5 separate regions of the Homo sapiens genome follow, and all the other regions are linked to region 1. The links are chromatin contacts, found by Hi-C or POLR2A ChIA-PET in ENCODE. All regions are on one chromosome and are shown on one strand. Each heading gives the region's core, a stretch centred on a gene start or an enhancer-like site at or near the end of the contact. The rest is flanking DNA. Distances are from core to core; before and after follow the strand shown. Region 1 has its middle 44 kb from the start of MIR629. Region 2 has its middle 43 kb from the start of LINC02205. Region 3 has its middle 70 kb from the start of LINC02205. Region 4 overlaps PCAT29 (prostate cancer associated transcript 29). Region 5 has its middle 15 kb from the start of DRAIC.

Region 1 (3,121 bases), core at 598-3,097:
TGGGCTGCCTCGGGCTGGGACTGGGATAGCAGCAGCGCTGGCTAGACAAGCCAGCCGCCACCCCTCCCTGCAGAATTGGCCGCCCCCCGAAACTCGGCATCTGGAATGGGGCTGTGGGGAGGCCAGGGTGCTACTGTTCTGGGTTGGGCCCACCATGGCAGAGGGTGGGATTCTGACGTCTGGTTTCCACCCCGCTGTTTCAGATGAGGAAACTGAGGCACAGATGCGCAAAGAATCACACCCAGTAATCCTGGGGCACAGCCAAAACTTAGGCCTGCTCTGGGAATGGTGCAGAGAGGGAGGCAGGGAGCTGAGGACACTCTGGACTACAGGGAGAGGGAAGTTGGCCAGGGTGAGGCCTGAGACCCTGGAGGCCCAGAGGCATCAAGAATGGTGGCAGGAGGGCCCACAGGGCAATACATGGAGCACTAGGCACAGGGCAGGGCTGCTGGGGGAATGTCACGGGTGGGGGAGAGATGGCTGGCCTGTGTCAGGTGGGCTCTGGCCACAGTGACCAAGAGAAACTCAGGGGGAAGGGTTGGAGGCAGAAGCCCACAGCTGACATCTGTGCTACCACAAGGTAGAAGGTTGGGGAGGGTAAGCTGCCTTTCAAGGGGTAGCAATGACGCAGGCCATCCCAGAACACTAGGCTTCCAGCTTTGCCAGCCGCAGGAAACAGGGCACCTGTTCAATGGACCAGCAGATGTAGCTGGTCTCCCATCTGGGAGAGTCTCCCCTCTGAGTCCTGTTGAGCAGCAGTGGGACATGGAAGGTGAAAGATGGGTTCAGGCCCCTCTTCCCCTGGTTATGCACTGGGTACATTCTTCTGGCTGTGCCATGCTCTGAGGCTACCGTCACCGTGCTAGTGCCCACGCTGCCAGCTGCCTGGCGTCCTCCTCTCTGCCTTGCCCTGACACCACAAGTAGAGCTTGTTTCCCAATGGCCGAATTCCACCCAGAGTCTCCTTGTTATACTGTCAGAGGCTCCTTGGTTCCCCCAGAGTCCATCTCAGTCCTCAGCATTCTCCTGTCACCCTCACCCTCCCTCAGGAGCCTCTGCACATGCCACACTGCCCCTCCTCCATGGCCTTCCTCATCCCCCTCATCCTTCAGAGCGCAGCTCAGACCTTACCTCTTCCAGGAAGCCATCCTGGCCCTGGGGGCCCGTGGGTGCCTGTCCTTTGGACTTCCATGCCCCTGTGCCAGTTAGTGCCCTAGGAGCACTGGTCATGGAATATTAGGGTCATCTGGGGATGGGGCCGTTCCCCACCCCCAACCCTGGCAGCAGCTTGGGGGCAGAGGCTGGGTCCTGTTCATCTCTGAAGTCTGGGGCCCAAACCGAGTGGGTCTCTGGAAATGTTTGTTGACTGGATAGAGGCTGAATGACTGTGTGCCAGGATGGCCAGACAGGACCTGACACAATAACTGTCTCACGAGGCCTGGCTCAGGTGAGTGCAGAACAGAGCCCACAGATGGGGCAGAGATCAGTGTCCTCAGAGTGAAAAGCTAGGGCAGGAAGCTCAAGGGACGGGAGCCACTCTCCTGCCGGCTCGGGCCTCTCCCCACATCCATTTGGAGCCCCTCAGTTCCTGCCCATACGACCCCACTCTGTGCTCACCAGCTCTCCCACCCCAGGTGGCAGGGCAGGGCTGATGGCTCAGAATGGACCCTCAGAGCTGCTGACTGGAGGCCGAAGGAAAGAGGGAAGAGGGAGGCAGTTGCCCTCTCTCTCCCCCTGCACATCGCAGGTCAGGCCACCTAGAGACTAGGACATAACCAGCTGCAGATAGCAGAGAAAGAATGAGATCCAGGCAGGGCCACATGGCCCTGCTCAAGATGCACAATCCCCTGAATTCCCCAAGAAGAACTGAAAGAGGAAGCTGAGGAGGGGTGGTGGAGGCTGGGGATGGGGTGAGGAGCTCTGCAACACAGAAACACTCAAGAGTCAAGAAGCCTGGGTGTTCGTTTCAGTCTCGACTCGAGGTTGTGTGAAGTCACCCATTCCTTCGTTCTGCACACGGTGCAAGGCACTGGGGATACCAGAGGGACTGAGCTTGACAGAGGTCCTGCTTCCATGAAACTTTCAATTCCAAGTCACTGTGTTCTCTGGGCCTCAGTGTCCCCATCTGTAACAAAGATATTGGACTAGATCTGGCTTTCCCAAGCTGTGGCACAGAGGAGAGTTTTGTAAGAAAGATGACGAGGCATTGAAAACCATGGGCTGCAGAGCAGGAAATTATTCTCTTCCCAATTCTCATTCAATCATTTCTGATTTGGACAAGGCGCAGGTTTCATTTGGGTGCGAATGTCCAACACAGCTCTCAAACACTGGGTCATCTCCCTTTTTTAACAAGGAAGGAGTGAGAACTTGAGGTACAGCTACTTAGAATTGTTTTCATTGCATTTACAAGTATGCAGACTTTTAAATTTAAGGTAAGGAATATTGGTATTTTATTTATGATAATATATAAAGTTTCCTTTTAAAATCTTTACATTTAGGCTTTAAAAAGTAAACTTATTTTTTTAAACCTATGAGGTAAATCATAGGCTGGTGGGTTCTAGACCAGGGCAAATATCATTAGATGACTGCGATTCTTTGATTGCGTAGGTCTAGGTAGCTCTGTCCATGTTGGTGGGTAGGACTTAGAGGCCTGAACACCTGCGCCTCCTGGAACTGAGCCAGCAGGGCCAGAGGAGGGTGCCTCACACTGATAGAAAGGTGATGGTGAGTCAAGTAGCAGTCTTGGGTAACATCTGTCCTTAGGGCTTCCTGGAGACTAGGGAGTGTGTCCCCAAACAAGCTTGAATGCAAATTACTTTCGTTGACAAACAAGCTGATCTACATAGTGCATGCACAGCAGTTGGCAGCAGTTTCCAAATAGTGCCCTGCACAGAGGGATGGCCTCTCTGTGCAGTATTCAGCAAAGTGATTCAGTACTGTGGGCTTCCTCCCTCCTCCCTTCCTCCCTCCCTCCACCTGCTGACCCTCCTGGGAGACACTAGAGGTTCTCTAAGGAGTAGCTCCAGCCCTAGCACAAGGAATCTACAAACTCTTCAGGCCCATCCAAGGACAAACTAGCTCAGAACTGCAGAGAGGCAAGCAGTTCAGGGACTGGCATGTC
Region 2 (3,336 bases), core at 234-2,733, 430 kb after region 1:
TGAGCCTCCAGGGTTCCTCATTGAGACTGAGGCACAAATTCAACCCAGGGATCCATGGGAGGGCCACCCTGGCATCAACAGCAGGGGCCATGGAGTCCTCAAAGGGAGAAATCACTGTGGACAGCTGGCCAGAGCACAGCCTTGAAGGATGGGCTTGTCCAATGATGAATCAAGAGACCTTGGTCTGAGCCTTGTATTTTACAGGGCACCCAGGAGGTTCCCTGGGGATGGAATTTAGAAGGGTGAAGAGAGTGAAGAGGAAATGGGATGGTGTTCTAAGCAGGGAGGAAAGCATGGGCAAAGGTGTGGAAGCTAAACACTTCCTGAGCCAAAAGGGAGTCCTGTTGGGTCATACTGGGGAACACTCAGGGGAGTAATTAGAAACTGGATTGGATGAAGAAGGTAAGACCAGGCTAGGGAAGTCCCTTGAGAGAAAAGCAGAGGCTTTGGACTTGAAACTCGAGGCCAGGCATTGGCAACTATAGCCTGAGGGCCAAATCTGGCCCACTGCCTATTTTTATAAATAAAGTTTTATTGGAACAGAGCCACACTCATTCATTTGGTATCATCTATGGCTGTTTTTGAGCAACAAGAGTGGAGATGAGTAGTTGTGGCAGAGACCACATGGCCTGCAAAGCCTATAATATTTATCCTCTGGCCCTTTACAGAAAATGCTTGCTGGCCACTGCTGTAGGTGGGCACAGCCAGTCAATGAGGCTTTTCAGCAGCCACCAAGATGGTAAAGACAAGCCTAGCAGTGGCTGAAGGACAGGGTGTATTCTAAGAGGAAGGAGAAAAGTGCCTAACTTCTATTGAGTTCCTGCCCTATGATTTTCCTTCACCCACATTATCATTGTTACTTCTCCTAACCACCCTGCCCAGAAGCTGTTACTATCTCCATTTCAGAGATGAGGAAAATGGGGTCCGGAGAGGTTAAGTGACTTACTCAAGGTTACCCAGTGCTTCAGGGCAGAACTGAGATTTAATTTCAAGTCGGTCAGATTCCAAAGTCAACGTTCTTCCCACCACACCTCATTGCCTTTCAGGGCACTGAATATCCCAGGTGGGAGGGGACAGCCCCAAGTCAATGAATTGGCTACTGTGTGTCACAGCCTGCAACAGTCCAAACTGGGGAGATGGTACGTGTTTCACTTCCCTGAGAACAAATGTAGAGGCCAAGTCTGATCTGCAGAGGGGACTTCTGCCCAGGGTTCTTCCAGCAATTGCTCTCAACTTGTTCAAACATGGACTCCACCCTGTCCCCTCCACCCCATGCCTCCGGAGGCACTGGCTCTGCCAGGAATGCATATCGTTCCATCTTCCCCCAGCCTCATCTCACAGCCAGATGCTAAAGGCAGTTGGGAGATACCATCTCCCCATCTACAAAACACACACACACACACACACACACACACACACACACAAGGGTTGGAAGGCCTGCATGGTGTCACCCACAAGAGATGACCCAGTTGATTTGCAGTGAAATTGCAACACAGCCTCTGCTTCCACCCCAGCTGATCCTAAGCCCTGGAGCAGAGGGGAGCTGGCCTTGTTTCCACCCCTAGCCTGGCTCCTGTTCCTCTCGTGACTAATTCAGATCCTCATCTGACAGCCACCCATGACCACTTCATCCAGAGAGGCCCCAACAGACCTGCTTCTTGGTTTTGCGGTCAAACTGGTTCTTGAAACTTCCCCAGAGGTCCAGCAGGGTTTACTCTGTCTGTGGGGAACTGTAACTGGCTGCCCCTTGGGGTTGAGCTGGTTGAGGACTTGAGAAACCATGAGAAGGAGGTCAGGAAAGTACAACTTCTACCTGAGACCTTGGTTATCTGTATGGTGTGTAAGACAATAGGAATCCACCCAGTAGATCCCAATGGATGGGTCTGTTCCTTATCAGCTCCCCATTGGCCCAGAAGCCAGGCCAGATAAGCCTCTGACCCCAGTGTTTCTATCAGGAAATGAACACAAATATAGGCAGACAACCTCCCCAGAGTAGGTGGGAGGAACCCTGTGACCCCCTAGGCTCATTGGCTGGCTCTAACGAGCAATTGCTACACCCTCCTACTCTCTTGCCTTGGGAAACAGTTAGAGTTACCTGTCAGCTCCAGGGGAGACTAGACCCACACCTACTCATGAGCTGGGGTGTAGCTCTTCTGGATGCAGAGGGAGAGGACAGAATGAGAGACACCTGCCCATGCTACCCACCAGCCTTCCTCAGACATGGTTGCCAGCTCCTTGTCACAGCCCCACTTTGTTCTGCTGTGACCACAGTGTGTGCTCACATAGGAGAGTAGAAGGAAAAAGACCAAGAGAGGATAAGGCAAACAAGATTTCATGAGCATCTATTATGTGCCAAGCTCAAAGCTGGGCACACACAAGCATCATCATTTTTTTTCCTTATGCAGTGACACATCCATGATTTTTTAGACTCTGCGTGTGCATCATTAAGACACAGCATAACATAAACGTGAAAGGCAGCTGCAGAGACAGCCCTTCCTAGATCCCTGCTCTGCTGCTAACTATCTGCGTGGTCGCAGTTTACACATCTATCACATAGGAACTAAACAATAATAATTATTTCATACGGTAATTACAACGATTGAATGAGGTCATTTATATAAAGTACTTGGAATAATGCCTGACACATTGAGAATAAAATAGTAGTGTTAATTGTGATTTTTTTTTTATCATTACCCTCTTTTACAGCTGAGGAAATCAGACAGGGCTAGTGACCTATGTAAGGTCACACAGCTAGAAAACCGCAACACAATTAGCCAGGCATGGTGGTGCACGCCTGTGGTCCCAGCTGCACCAGAGGCTGGGGTGGGAGGATCCCTCGAGCCCGAGAGGTGGAGGCTGCAGTGAGCCATGATCTTGCCACTGCACTCCAACCTAGGTGACAGAGCGAGATCCTATCCAAAAACCAGCCAAACAAAAGAGAAATGGCAACACTGGTATTCATATCCGGGTCCATCTGATACCACTACTCCCCATTCAAAGATTTTAGTCCTTAAGGGTCAAGTTAAGAAGAGAAGCTCTGGAGTCCTTGAGCCCCAGAGCAAGGCCCCTGCAAAGGCAGCTGCCAGAGACTATGGCAGTCCCCAAAGAAGGGAGAGAGTCATCTTGATAAAGTCATGGGGGTAAGGCACTCTAGAAGGGCCTTGGGACTTCTCAGTAGTCCCAGGGCAATGGCTCTGGAAGAAAGCCATTTCCAGAGGTTGCCCATCCATGAAGACCAGCCAATGATTATGCCGAAAACACTCAGGGAGACAGCTCAGCAAGGCCAGTGGGTGGTGAAGGGCAAAGTCAGTGGGTGGTGAAAGGACCCCTGACCAC
Region 3 (3,427 bases), core at 300-2,799, 400 kb after region 1:
TTTTAAGGCTTAGGGATTCTTTTTATTCTTTCTAGTTCTCTCTTATCGCCCACCCACCCCTGCCGACCAGCGTCCTCCCCACGGCATCCTCCTTCGCCTTTTTGATCATAAATCAATGTCCTTTTCCTCTGCTGCCCTGGAAGATGCAAGCTTAGATGACAACTCAGCTGTTCCCCTTCCGCCCCCAGGGCCAAGGCAAAGAGAAGCCAGGAAGATGAGCCAGTGAGGGAAGGTAGAGGGTTTCCAGAGCAAAGAGGCAGCTTTAGTCAACCCGTGGAAGGGACTTGCAGACCCGGACGATCCTTAGAAGGCTGATCAGGAAGCGACATTGACCAGGGGTGCCTGGCATTCTTCCCTGCCCTGGGATCAGCGTGGCCTCAGGAGTGCACCCAACAATGCCATCAGGCTGCCAGGACCCTCTACTGCCAGCTGGGTGACCTTAGGAAAGTCAGCTGGCCTCTCTGAGCCTGCTTCCCTGGGTGGACAATGGGGAAAACCCCTCCTTCTTGGGGTTGTTTGAAGATCAAATGGAATTCTTGAGCACAATCTCTTCCATTGTAATGGCTTCCTGGCTTGCTCCTACTTCCTCCCTGCTCCATTAAAGCTTAATCTGATAAATCAATTAAGGATAAAATACTATTGGCTGACCTCTGGTTAGTTGCCAGAGTTCAAGGACAACAATTTATTCCTCTGTGCATCTTCCTACCCCCAACCACCCCCCCGCTCCACCCGCGCGCGCGCGCGCGCACACACACACACACACACACACACACACACACACACACAGTGAATTGTCTAATGGCCTCTTCTTCCAGATAGGAGACACTCTTTGTGCCTCCATAAATGTAGCCTGGCACCAGTAAGTCCTGTATAAGTACTTAGTAGATAAAGGAATGAAAGCCTGGCCAGAGGGAAAATCCAAACCTCCTGCTAGGAGGAAAGCCAAAGGTCAAAGTTGGGTAAATAGGGGAAAGGAACCAGCCCCAGTAGCCAAGGTAGGTGAAACAGAAAGAAAAATCAGTAGAGAAGAGACAGGTTGGGAAGAGGAGTACAAGGTAGGTCAGGAGAGTTGTCCAGGTCATGCAATGAACAAGGTCTTCTGGGCTTTGAAAGACACATGACTGTAGCTCTGTGGCTTAAGGCTGGACTTCATGGTTTCTAGGACCAGACTGCTCTGGAGACCATGGAAATTGCACTGCCCAGCTGCGTGCTGGGGAGTCCTGGTGAAAAGACTGTTTCATTCCACTGAGAAGCCAAGGAAGCAAAGACGCGAAAGGGAGAAATAGGGAGGTTTCTGAGCAAGAGTGGCAAGAGGAAAGTGCTATTTCAGGGAACAAATGATTAGTGATGTTACACAGAACAGGTCAGAGGAGGAAAGAATGCAATTGGGGAAACTAGTGAGGATGCGGCCCAGGGAAGACTCAATGAAGACTGAGGCCAGGGTGACGAGGGTGGGAAAGGACACAAAAGAAGTAAACAAGAAAGGAAATCAAGACACAGACTCCCTCTCTGTGCTCCTCAGCCTGCTTCTCACCTTCCCTGCACCTGTCTCAGCCAAAGCCAGCCCTCAGGGCCCTCCCAGCCCCATGCCCCCGGGGCCAGGCCCAGTTACATCAGGTAAATAAAAAGGAAGTATGTGGTTTCTTCTTTCATTTCTCTCTCCTGACTTCCTCTGACTGCCAAAATTTGTCTGTCCCATCTGCAAAAATGTGACATTTTATATTCAAAGCAGTGCATGTCTAGTTATTTACTAGATGTGCAGCTAAGACATAATTACATTTAAAGTATTTTCCCCCAGGAATAGTCTTCCTTTAAGCAACAGTGCTCATTGTTTGAAGATCCTACATTTGGCGAAAAGAGTTCATAATTGCCTTGTAAACAGGTCTTGCAGACAGACACAGCAACAGCTACTTCTAAAACCTCCTGGAAGATTCTGGGGCTGAGAAAGTTGTGTATCTGTGTGTCTGCACATGTGTGGGTCCATGTGTCTGTGCATGTCCATTTGTGTGGGTGTGTTCTAGGTATGTGTGTGTGTGAGAGAGAGAGAGCACGTGTTTATGGAACACACGTCTGTGTCTTGTGTGTTGTGGAGGGGCAGAGCATGAAGAAGGAAACTAGTGTCTATTGAGAGCCTACCATGTTGCAAGTGCTTTGGGCATGGCCTTATTTAATCTTCAAATATTCTTGTCTCAGTTTAACAGCTGAAGAAACTGAAACTTAGAGAAGTAAAAGAACTTGCCCCAAATTAATCTGCCCATAAGTTTCAGAGATAGAACTCTGCTTCTCATAGTCTGTCTAGTTTGTGCTAAAAAGACTGAAGAAATAAAAGTACCATGTTGTGTTTTCACTCAGTGGCATACTTCATATTTTCTCAGATTCATTCATATATAATCATGTATATATCATTTTCTGAGTCCCTCCTGTCCTAGGCATTGTGGTAGAAACCTTACATATGCAATCTAATGCAATGCTTACCACCTCTCTGGAAGCGGGTTTATTATTGCCATTTCAGAGATTTAAAAAAATGAGGCATCAAGGGATTAGGTAACTCCCCCTCACAGAGCTGTAATGCAAAGGCAGCTTTGTTCAACTCCAAAGCCCACGCTCTTGCCCTTACATCCCACAGACTGGCTTCATTATTACTCAGTTTTGAGTCTTGAGAATTTAGAGTCTAGGTAGGCAGGAAAAGCATACATGTGACAACCAGAGTTATCACATGGTGGTCTGTATGTGAAGGCCAGCAGCTACCTTACATCACCAAAACTCAGATTATCTCCATCTTCCTGCTCTGCTACCCTCAGTCTGTCGGCTGCCTCAGACTAGTTTTCCTCATGGTTACAAGACAGTTGCCAGAGTTCCAAGCATTGCAAACAGCCTTGACTATACCCAGTGAAAGAAGGTAGACTAGTTAATTCTTATTTCTCTGTCTTTTTTCCTCTTTTTAAATCTTCATTTATTTTATTTTATTTCTACTATATCCTTCTAACTTTTTGTCTGTGTGTATACATAGAGGAAGTTTGGGAAGATGTTTACCTGTTGAAAAGGCATCTTTGTGTACTTTGATGCATGGTTTGATTTGTTTTTGTAATGAACATACAGAATTTTTTAGAAAAAATAGTATCTTTTAAAAAATGATGTCAGTATTCAAAAGAAATGAAACTAATCTCACAGTGTCATTCACCTGCTTAAGGTGCATCATTGGCTTCCCCACCACAGACCGGATGAAGGACAAACTCTATGGCAGTTTATAAGCCCTTCTGTCATGTGGCCTCTGTGTTCCTGCCGGAGGACTTTGGTCCTCAAACATGCAGATGTTTCTGTGCTTCCCGCCTTGGTTCCGGCGCTCTCTCCTGCTGGAGAACCTCCCTCCACTGCTCCGTCAGTGGAAACCCTGTGCCTTCCTCAAGGACCAAACCAAAAATACCTT
Region 4 (3,109 bases), core at 523-3,022, 370 kb before region 1:
GCACAGCAGAGTCCAGTTCCAAATGTGGGGCTAGCTGGCTCCAGTGCTGAGCAACTTCCTCTGTGCTGTGTGGGAGGTTCGTCTTGCTCATGTAGCTCACGTAGAACACACACACACACACACACACACACACGTGCACACACAGGCACAAATGACTAAATGCTTTTAAGGAGCTGTAGGAGAGTATGGGCAGGGATGCAAGGCCAGAAGTGAGGAGGGTTAGACGTGGCAGGGAGGGCTGGGTAAATCCAGGAGGGCATTTTGGAGGAGGTCAATAAGTCCTGGAGATGATTGGAAACCGCGTGGAAGCATATAGCCAGGAACTCTCTAACCGCGCCTCGGTAGACTGGTTGCACTGAATCACCAGGTTGGGTGGGGTTTAGGGGTATGCTTTAAAATTAGACTCCCAGGCCTCATCTCTAACATATAGAATCAGAATCTCTGGGGATGCAGTCCAAGAATCTGTTTTGTTTTGCTTTGATATGCAACTAGTCGTGGGAGCCACAAACTCTTCCCACTTCCCCATTTTACGTGCTGGGGAAGTATGTAAAGGAAGTAGAGAGAGGCCTAGGGACTTGCTCAGGGTCTCACAACAACCAATTCCAAAGCCAGGGCTGGCACCCAGGCCCCTTGGTTCCCAGCTCGGTGCTCATCCGACTGCTCATTCACCCTCGGGCTTCTCAGTGGGCAGGGTGGAAACACAGCTTCCTTAGATGATGGTCTCAGCCTCCTCCTCCCCCCGCCCCAGCCACCCTGCAGCCGGTTCTCAAGATGGCAAGTGGGGGGTGGATGAAGGTGGTGGCAAAGCGAGAAAGCGCCTGGAATAACACGACATTTTGAAATGTGAATCACTGGCACTTTCTGTTTTCTCCTGTTCCCCCTCTGCACCCTCCCATTCCCGCCCCCCCCCCCCCCCCGCCGACCAGGCACTCTCTGAGCTGTAGGAACGCTAGGCCTGGACATCCACCCAGCGTGTGGAACCAGCTGGGGAAGCCACCTGCGTGCAAGAGTGGGTGGAGTCTGAGATGAGAGCAGAGACTGGGGCTCTGGGCCTACTGCTGTCCCTTCTTGCTGTGTGACTTTGGGCAAGGCACTGTACCTCTCTGGACCTCAGCACTGGGATGCTCACCATAAGGCTTGTCAATACCCTTGGGCTGCCACATGGTGGGGGTGGGGGCCCTGCAGGACCTAGTCTATCCTGAATCCCTCTTCTGCCCTCCTGTCCTGACATTCCATCGCTCGTGTTCCGGTCTTTTGAACCCTGAGTAACAGGAGCCCAGGACGGTGCTGGTGGGAGGGTGCTGGGAAAGGGGGAAGCTGGGGAGGGGGCAGTTAGGGCTGCCAAGTGGAACAGGGGCCACTCAGCCGCTGAATGAGTGTCTGGACTCCCACCCCCAGACACTTCCTCCACATTCCCTCAACTCAGGAGCTAATGATTCAAAAACAGAGGTCAGCTCCTGGCTCCATGTTGACATGCAGGTACAGGGCAGAGCAAGCCAATGGTACCCTGGACCTCAGGGGGCTTGTGCCCTCTGTGGTGTGAAAGGTCACTGGGCATTTCTTAAGTGCCTCCAGCGCCAGGGCTTCTCCTCAGGCACCAAGGAGTGAGTTGGCTCTGTGTGTGTTTGTGTCCCCATCCCCAGATCAGGCCTGACTCACCCCGTGTCCCCACAGTCCAACACAGTGCTGGGTGCACAGCAGGGGCCCCAGGGACATCCCTGCATGGAATTTGTGCTGCCTGGCCAGGACCTCGTCAGCCTCAGCAGGCAGGAGCCTTGGTCCCAAGAGGATTGCCTTTGGGCAAGGCTTTTTTTCAGGCCCTCAGTGACCACATTTCTAAAATTGTGGTAGTGGCCAGTTTCATAGGCTGAGGAGCTCTTTCTGCTCTCCCTCGCCACAGGGTCCCTCTGCCTCAGCAGGAGAGCAGGCCAGAGTGCAGAGTCTGAGTGTGAGGCAGATGTGCATACGCAGGAACTCAGACAGGGCTGGCACATGGCAGCTGCTCAGTTATCGTCTATGAGGGGAAGAAAGGAGGAGGAGGGAAGAGGCAGAAAGAGGGTGAGGCTGGTGTGTGCAGCCCCATCAGCTGGCTCTGTGCTCATCTGATCCCTCTTGATCCCCCAGCTGGCTCCTGCCCACCCTCCTCTACTTCCTCCTGTGGCCTTTTCCCCTCCTCCTGAGAAGAAGGTGATATTGGAGGAAATGGTGGGGAGGGCACTGGAGAAAGCTCCCTAGGAAGTGGAGCTCTGTTCTAGAGACTAGGGAAATTAGGCCGTAAGTCTCCAGACCTCCCCTTCTGAGGAGCCCTCCATATAGCAGGAGGTGCTCAAAGCTGAGTGTCCCAATCCTGAACTTGGCAAACAACCTAACCCTAACACCCCACTGACGGTGTCCCAGGTGTAGACCCCTGTCTGGCTAGGAGGGACAGTGTTTAGTTTGCCACTGAGTGAGGGTGGTGGTGTGGGGTGGGGCTGTAAGAGAGAAATGCACCCCAGGAAGTGGGAAGCCAAGAGTGGGGAGAGTTCCATGCCCAGGAGCCCAGGGCCCACTTGTGGCTGCTCACGCTCACCATGTTTTGTCACCTGCCACTGGCTCCTAACCACTGATCAAAAATAGTCCTCTGCTTGCCCTTACATGTGACCGGCCTGTGGTCAGAGCACCCTACCCAGGCTGGGGTTGGGCTGCACGAGCATCCTGGCCAGCCCTGCCCCAAATGAGACAGGAAGTGCTCTGAAGTGCCTCTGTAGCTGATGGGGGCCGGGGTGGGGGGACCCTGCCAGCAGCTATCTGGGAGAGTTTGGCTTATGTTTCATAGTGTTTTCAAGGTCAGTTTCTTCCTCCTTGTTACCTGTGCCTCTTGTTTCTCTTAAAGGCCATCTGGAAAGAGGATATGGCCCAGAAGCATTTCTGTTCTCTCTCTGGACCTGAACATGGTTCCCCAAGGGTGTATTGTCTTGGCTGGCATGGTGGGTGGAGAGGGTATGGGGACAGGGTGGGCCCTAGCTTAGAATCCAAGCCACAGGGGCTTTAAACCCAAGAGAAAAAAACGTGGAGAGCTACAACCAGGCATTTTACCAATGAGGAAGCAACTTCTAGGGAGGTGAAGTGA
Region 5 (3,471 bases), core at 388-2,887, 460 kb before region 1:
ATACAGACGCAAATGTTCTGGAGAGGCAGGCCACAGGTCAGCCCCAGACTGTGAACCCAGCTCAGGCAGCCAGGACCCAGGACTGGTTCCATCAGGGGCATGAGGGCCCACAGGAGTGAGCGAGGGAGAAGGATGAGGACAGTGATTATTGTTCCCCCTGTATGGATGAGGAAACTGAGACTCAGAGGAGTAAAGAAAGCAATGAGCAGTCTGAGGTTGGGGAAGGCCAAACCTCACTTCCTCCTCCCAAATCATGTGTCTTCAGAGTACATTCAAGGGCAACTCCACGCTCTGTGTTTCAGAGAAAACAATCCTTCATGGCTGTGCCCACGCTCTCCTCCCACACCACCAGATGTGCAGGCAGCGTGGGGTCTCTCCAGCATCCCCTGTTCAGACGGCCCGTTCGGAAACTGGACATAACTGTGACTTGTGTGCCTGGCTCTGAATAATCAGTTAGGCCAGTGAAATGGGAGTCTCTCTGTGTGTCTGGAATTTGAACTGAGACCCTAAGTTGGGACCACTCAGAAGTCTGGGAGACTCAAGAGTGAGGTGGCCATTACAGAGCCACACACAGCACAAGGTATTAAGTCAGGAGAAACTGAGGCAGCCAGACAGACGGGGAAGGGAGCAGGGCACAGAAAAAACCAATGAGGAGAGATACCCAGGGGAGAGGCCAGAGCTGCCTGATCAAGGACGATGCCCACCTCCAGGACAGGGACTCTTAAAGTCTGCCCAGGGATGGCAGGGCTGCCATGGAGCAGTATCCCCTGAGATATGGCTCTCATTTTTCTGCTTTCCTACTGGTGTGTTTTTTTGCCACTCTCTAGCCCTGGCTGTACCACTGAGGACTGAATTTTAACAGGCAGCAGGAAACTGGGATTCTTAGGTTGCAGGTCACTGGATCAAGAGGCACCACATCTACGTGTGAAGCAGGGATTACTGCCCCTCACTGCTGATATGGGATGCCAACATACCGCCCTGAGACCCTGCACCTGAGGACGATGCTGCCCCTGGGGCGGATCTAGGGCTGCGTTCCCTGGGGAGGGATGAGGTACTTTGCTTGCAGGAGGGAGAATGAGCCGGAAGCCATCAGTAGTCAGGAATGTGCCCTTTCAGTGTCCCTAGCTCCTGACTTCTGGGCACCTGGTGGGATTGCACTTTCTGCCTCTTTTGCTTGGGTGGGGCTGTGTGATAGATCCCACCAGTGAGCTGTGAGTGGAAGTTTTTCACTGTCTGTGTGAGGCCCTCAGTCTCTTGCTCTCAGTCACTGTAGCCAGCATCATTCCAGATGGTGGTGGCTACTGCCTCAACCTGGATCTTAGAAAATGGACACAGAGCTTGTCCAGCTAAATAAACCTGCCTGATTTGGAGCCATTTCGTGTTGGGGATTGTTTGCTACTACACCACACCCTGGGTGATCTGGCGGGTGCATTGCCTTAGCCAGGGCTTCAGCATCACACATTTCCTGGATCCTTCTGGGAAGTAGATGGAGGGCTGCTAAAAGCTGGGGCAACCCTAGGGGCTGGAGACATTCCCTGGGTCCCCCTGCCAGCCACAGTGCCAACCCTCAGGCTGTGGCACGGGAGTGCTGAACAGCAGAGGGCACCAGAGGCCTGTTTCTGCCTTCCCCATCCTGGTGCCATCATGGGGGTTGGTGGCATCAGTATTGCTGGTATTGTAGGAGGGTAGCATTTGGACCTACAGCAGAGAGAGATCTCGCTCCTCTTCTGTCACTGTGGTTGTGGGCAAGTGTTTGGAAGATGCAGACTCACCCTTCAGTAGGCTTCAGACAATATCTAGGGACCAGGGTCGGGGCACCCACCACAACTTCCTCTGGCCCTTTCTCTCTTGGGCTGGCCCCACCTTCAGTTGTCATCTGTCAGGCCCAGGGGTGGGGAGGAAAGCCAGGAGCCAGGATACAGCAGAACAGGCACAGGCAGCCTGACTCAGCACACAGCAGTGTTTTCAGGCCATCCCCTGTGGCTTTTCCTCTTCCATGCCTCAGATCCCACCACTATACTTTTGCCCATTTAGCACCCTACTTTCAATTCTGAAAATGCAGCTCTTGTTTTTTTGGGGAAAGGGAAAGGATGGAGGTTGGAGAGGGTGGGACTAACAGCAGATGTTTTCAGGATTTGAGAGCTTCGTCAGTACAAAGAGCTTTGTGCTAGGAGCCTGGAAGCCAGGTGATCTGCAGTAGGTCTTTTTCTTCCTTGGGCCTCAGTTTCCTCCTCTGCAAAAGTGGGTTTTGGGACAGCCAAGCTCTGAGCCCCTTCCAGAGTTTGTAACCTAAGATTCAGGTTTTGCTGGTCAGGAAGAGAGAGACAGCCTGGCCCTGGGGTAGGGATAGGAAGGAGGAGGAAGGTGCTACCTGTAAGGTAAAGGAGACAGGTGGGGGAAGCTTGGGTCACTGGGAGTCCTTAGCTGGACCATGACACTTTGCCAGGAGTGGCTGGATTCCCTGCACCTGCTGCTTTACTGTTGGCCTGTGTTTCAGTATTTACATTTCTCTGGATCATATAAGACCAAGGTCAGGTTAAGTCCATTACTCCTAACCCTAGTTGGCCCAAAGTCAAACAGAAGAGGTTGCCTGTGCACCTGCATCTCTGCCCTTCCTGCCTTCTCTAGGTGCTCTTAGCTCTGCATTTCTGCTCCTTCCTGCGGGGGCAGGAGGTTGGGCCTGACTCTGAAGCCCTAGTAGGGCCTGTCTTCCAGAAAGACAAGCACGTAGACACTGCAGGCAGCCACCTTGGGGTGGGGAAGGGAACACCCGCCTGGCATCTGGCTGTTCGCTGGGTGGGGATGCCTCTTTCTGCTGCCTTTGTTACCCTTTTCCCTCACCACTGCCAGCACTCAGGCTCCATAGTTAAAAGGCGGCACCAGGTTCTTCCCAGCAAGAACCTCAGGAGCTCTGGAGGCACCTTCTGGGTGGGGTTTGGTTGGATAAGCAAAGCATCTCCTTCAATCCTTCAGCCTCCATTCTGCTCAGTCCCTGGAAGGTCGGGTGGTAGCATGGGAGGAGGCCACCTCCTAAGCTTCCCCCGCCCTCCCCAGTGCCCCTGTTCCTCTGAGCTCTGGAGGTCACCAGGGCGCTGCGGAGCTCATTGCAAGCTGCCCTGGCTTGTTATCGGTCTTGAGAGACTCGTCTCTCTCTAGCTGCCTGTAAACCTCTGGGACCTGATGGATGGGTTTTGTTGTTTTCCTTCCCCCTGACTTGTTGGTGCTGTCACCTCCAGTCCCTGGTGGATGGACATCTTTTTATTCCAGCAAACCCACTACCTGTACTACCCATTCACTTAGTCATTCACTGAGGCTCACCATTGGCCATAAGATCACCAGGGCCTAGACACACAGAGGGGTGTGAGCACAGAACACAGTCCTTGCAGGGCTCTGGGTTTTGTAGGTGTGAGATGTGCCCGAGGCCTGCCAATTCACGGTGGCAAGTGCCCTGATGATGGCTGCACTGGCTCG

What was found. A loop is a pair of places that touch in the nucleus more often than their neighbours do. ChIA-PET counts read pairs that join two places held with the same protein, here RNA polymerase II (POLR2A). Pooled maps may share reads with other maps.
Region 2: a map with no recorded cell type shows a loop between it and region 1 (5-fold over the local background). The contact joins two enhancer-like sites. A Hi-C loop is called at or near these places in 3 of 37 single-sample maps with no recorded cell type and 5 of 50 pooled maps. POLR2A ChIA-PET finds 5 or more read pairs at or near these places in 1 of 52 experiments (MCF 10A).
Region 3: a loop to region 1 is called in a map with no recorded cell type, with 11 times the contacts of the local background. The contact joins two enhancer-like sites. A Hi-C loop is called at or near these places in 3 of 37 single-sample maps with no recorded cell type and 2 of 50 pooled maps. POLR2A ChIA-PET finds 5 or more read pairs at or near these places in 2 of 52 experiments (naive thymus-derived CD4-positive, alpha-beta T cell and naive thymus-derived CD8-positive, alpha-beta T cell).
Region 4: a map with no recorded cell type shows a loop between it and region 1 (10-fold over the local background). The contact joins two enhancer-like sites. A Hi-C loop is called at or near these places in 19 of 37 single-sample maps with no recorded cell type and 5 of 50 pooled maps. POLR2A ChIA-PET finds 5 or more read pairs at or near these places in 1 of 52 experiments (OCI-LY7).
Region 5: a pooled map shows a loop between it and region 1 (4-fold over the local background). The contact joins two enhancer-like sites. A Hi-C loop is called at or near these places in 4 of 168 maps with a recorded cell type or tissue (CD14-positive monocyte, CD8-positive, alpha-beta T cell, PC-9 and 1 more) and 8 of 50 pooled maps. POLR2A ChIA-PET finds 5 or more read pairs at or near these places in 2 of 52 experiments (AG04449 and WTC11).

The regions. Positions count from the first base shown.
Region 1 is chr15:70,033,989-70,037,109 of GRCh38, forward strand. No RefSeq gene overlaps it. Among named protein-coding and RNA genes, the nearest start is that of MIR629, 44 kb to the right of the region's middle. RefSeq lists enhancers at 1,578-1,677, 1,768-1,897, 3,041-3,121. Within about 2 kb of position 1,848, at least 4 of the 41 ENCODE cell types and tissues checked have a DNase peak (open chromatin) inside an H3K27ac peak, as active enhancers do.
Region 2 is chr15:70,461,653-70,464,988 of GRCh38, forward strand. No RefSeq gene overlaps it. Among named protein-coding and RNA genes, the nearest start is that of LINC02205, 43 kb to the right of the region's middle. RefSeq lists an enhancer at 1,201-1,280. Within about 2 kb of position 1,484, at least 6 of the 41 ENCODE cell types and tissues checked have a DNase peak (open chromatin) inside an H3K27ac peak, as active enhancers do.
Region 3 is chr15:70,433,987-70,437,413 of GRCh38, forward strand. No RefSeq gene overlaps it. Among named protein-coding and RNA genes, the nearest start is that of LINC02205, 70 kb to the right of the region's middle. RefSeq lists a silencer at 1,473-1,676 and an enhancer at 2,487-2,536. Within about 2 kb of position 1,550, at least 4 of the 41 ENCODE cell types and tissues checked have a DNase peak (open chromatin) inside an H3K27ac peak, as active enhancers do.
Region 4 is chr15:69,666,544-69,669,652 of GRCh38, forward strand. The region is part of intron 1 of PCAT29 (prostate cancer associated transcript 29); the gene reads left to right. Among named protein-coding and RNA genes, the nearest start is that of PCAT29, 76 kb to the left of the region's middle. RefSeq lists enhancers at 1-363, 2,442-2,521. Within about 2 kb of position 1,773, at least 9 of the 41 ENCODE cell types and tissues checked have a DNase peak (open chromatin) inside an H3K27ac peak, as active enhancers do.
Region 5 is chr15:69,574,554-69,578,024 of GRCh38, forward strand. No RefSeq gene overlaps it. Among named protein-coding and RNA genes, the nearest start is that of DRAIC, 15 kb to the left of the region's middle. Within about 2 kb of position 1,638, at least 2 of the 41 ENCODE cell types and tissues checked have a DNase peak (open chromatin) inside an H3K27ac peak, as active enhancers do.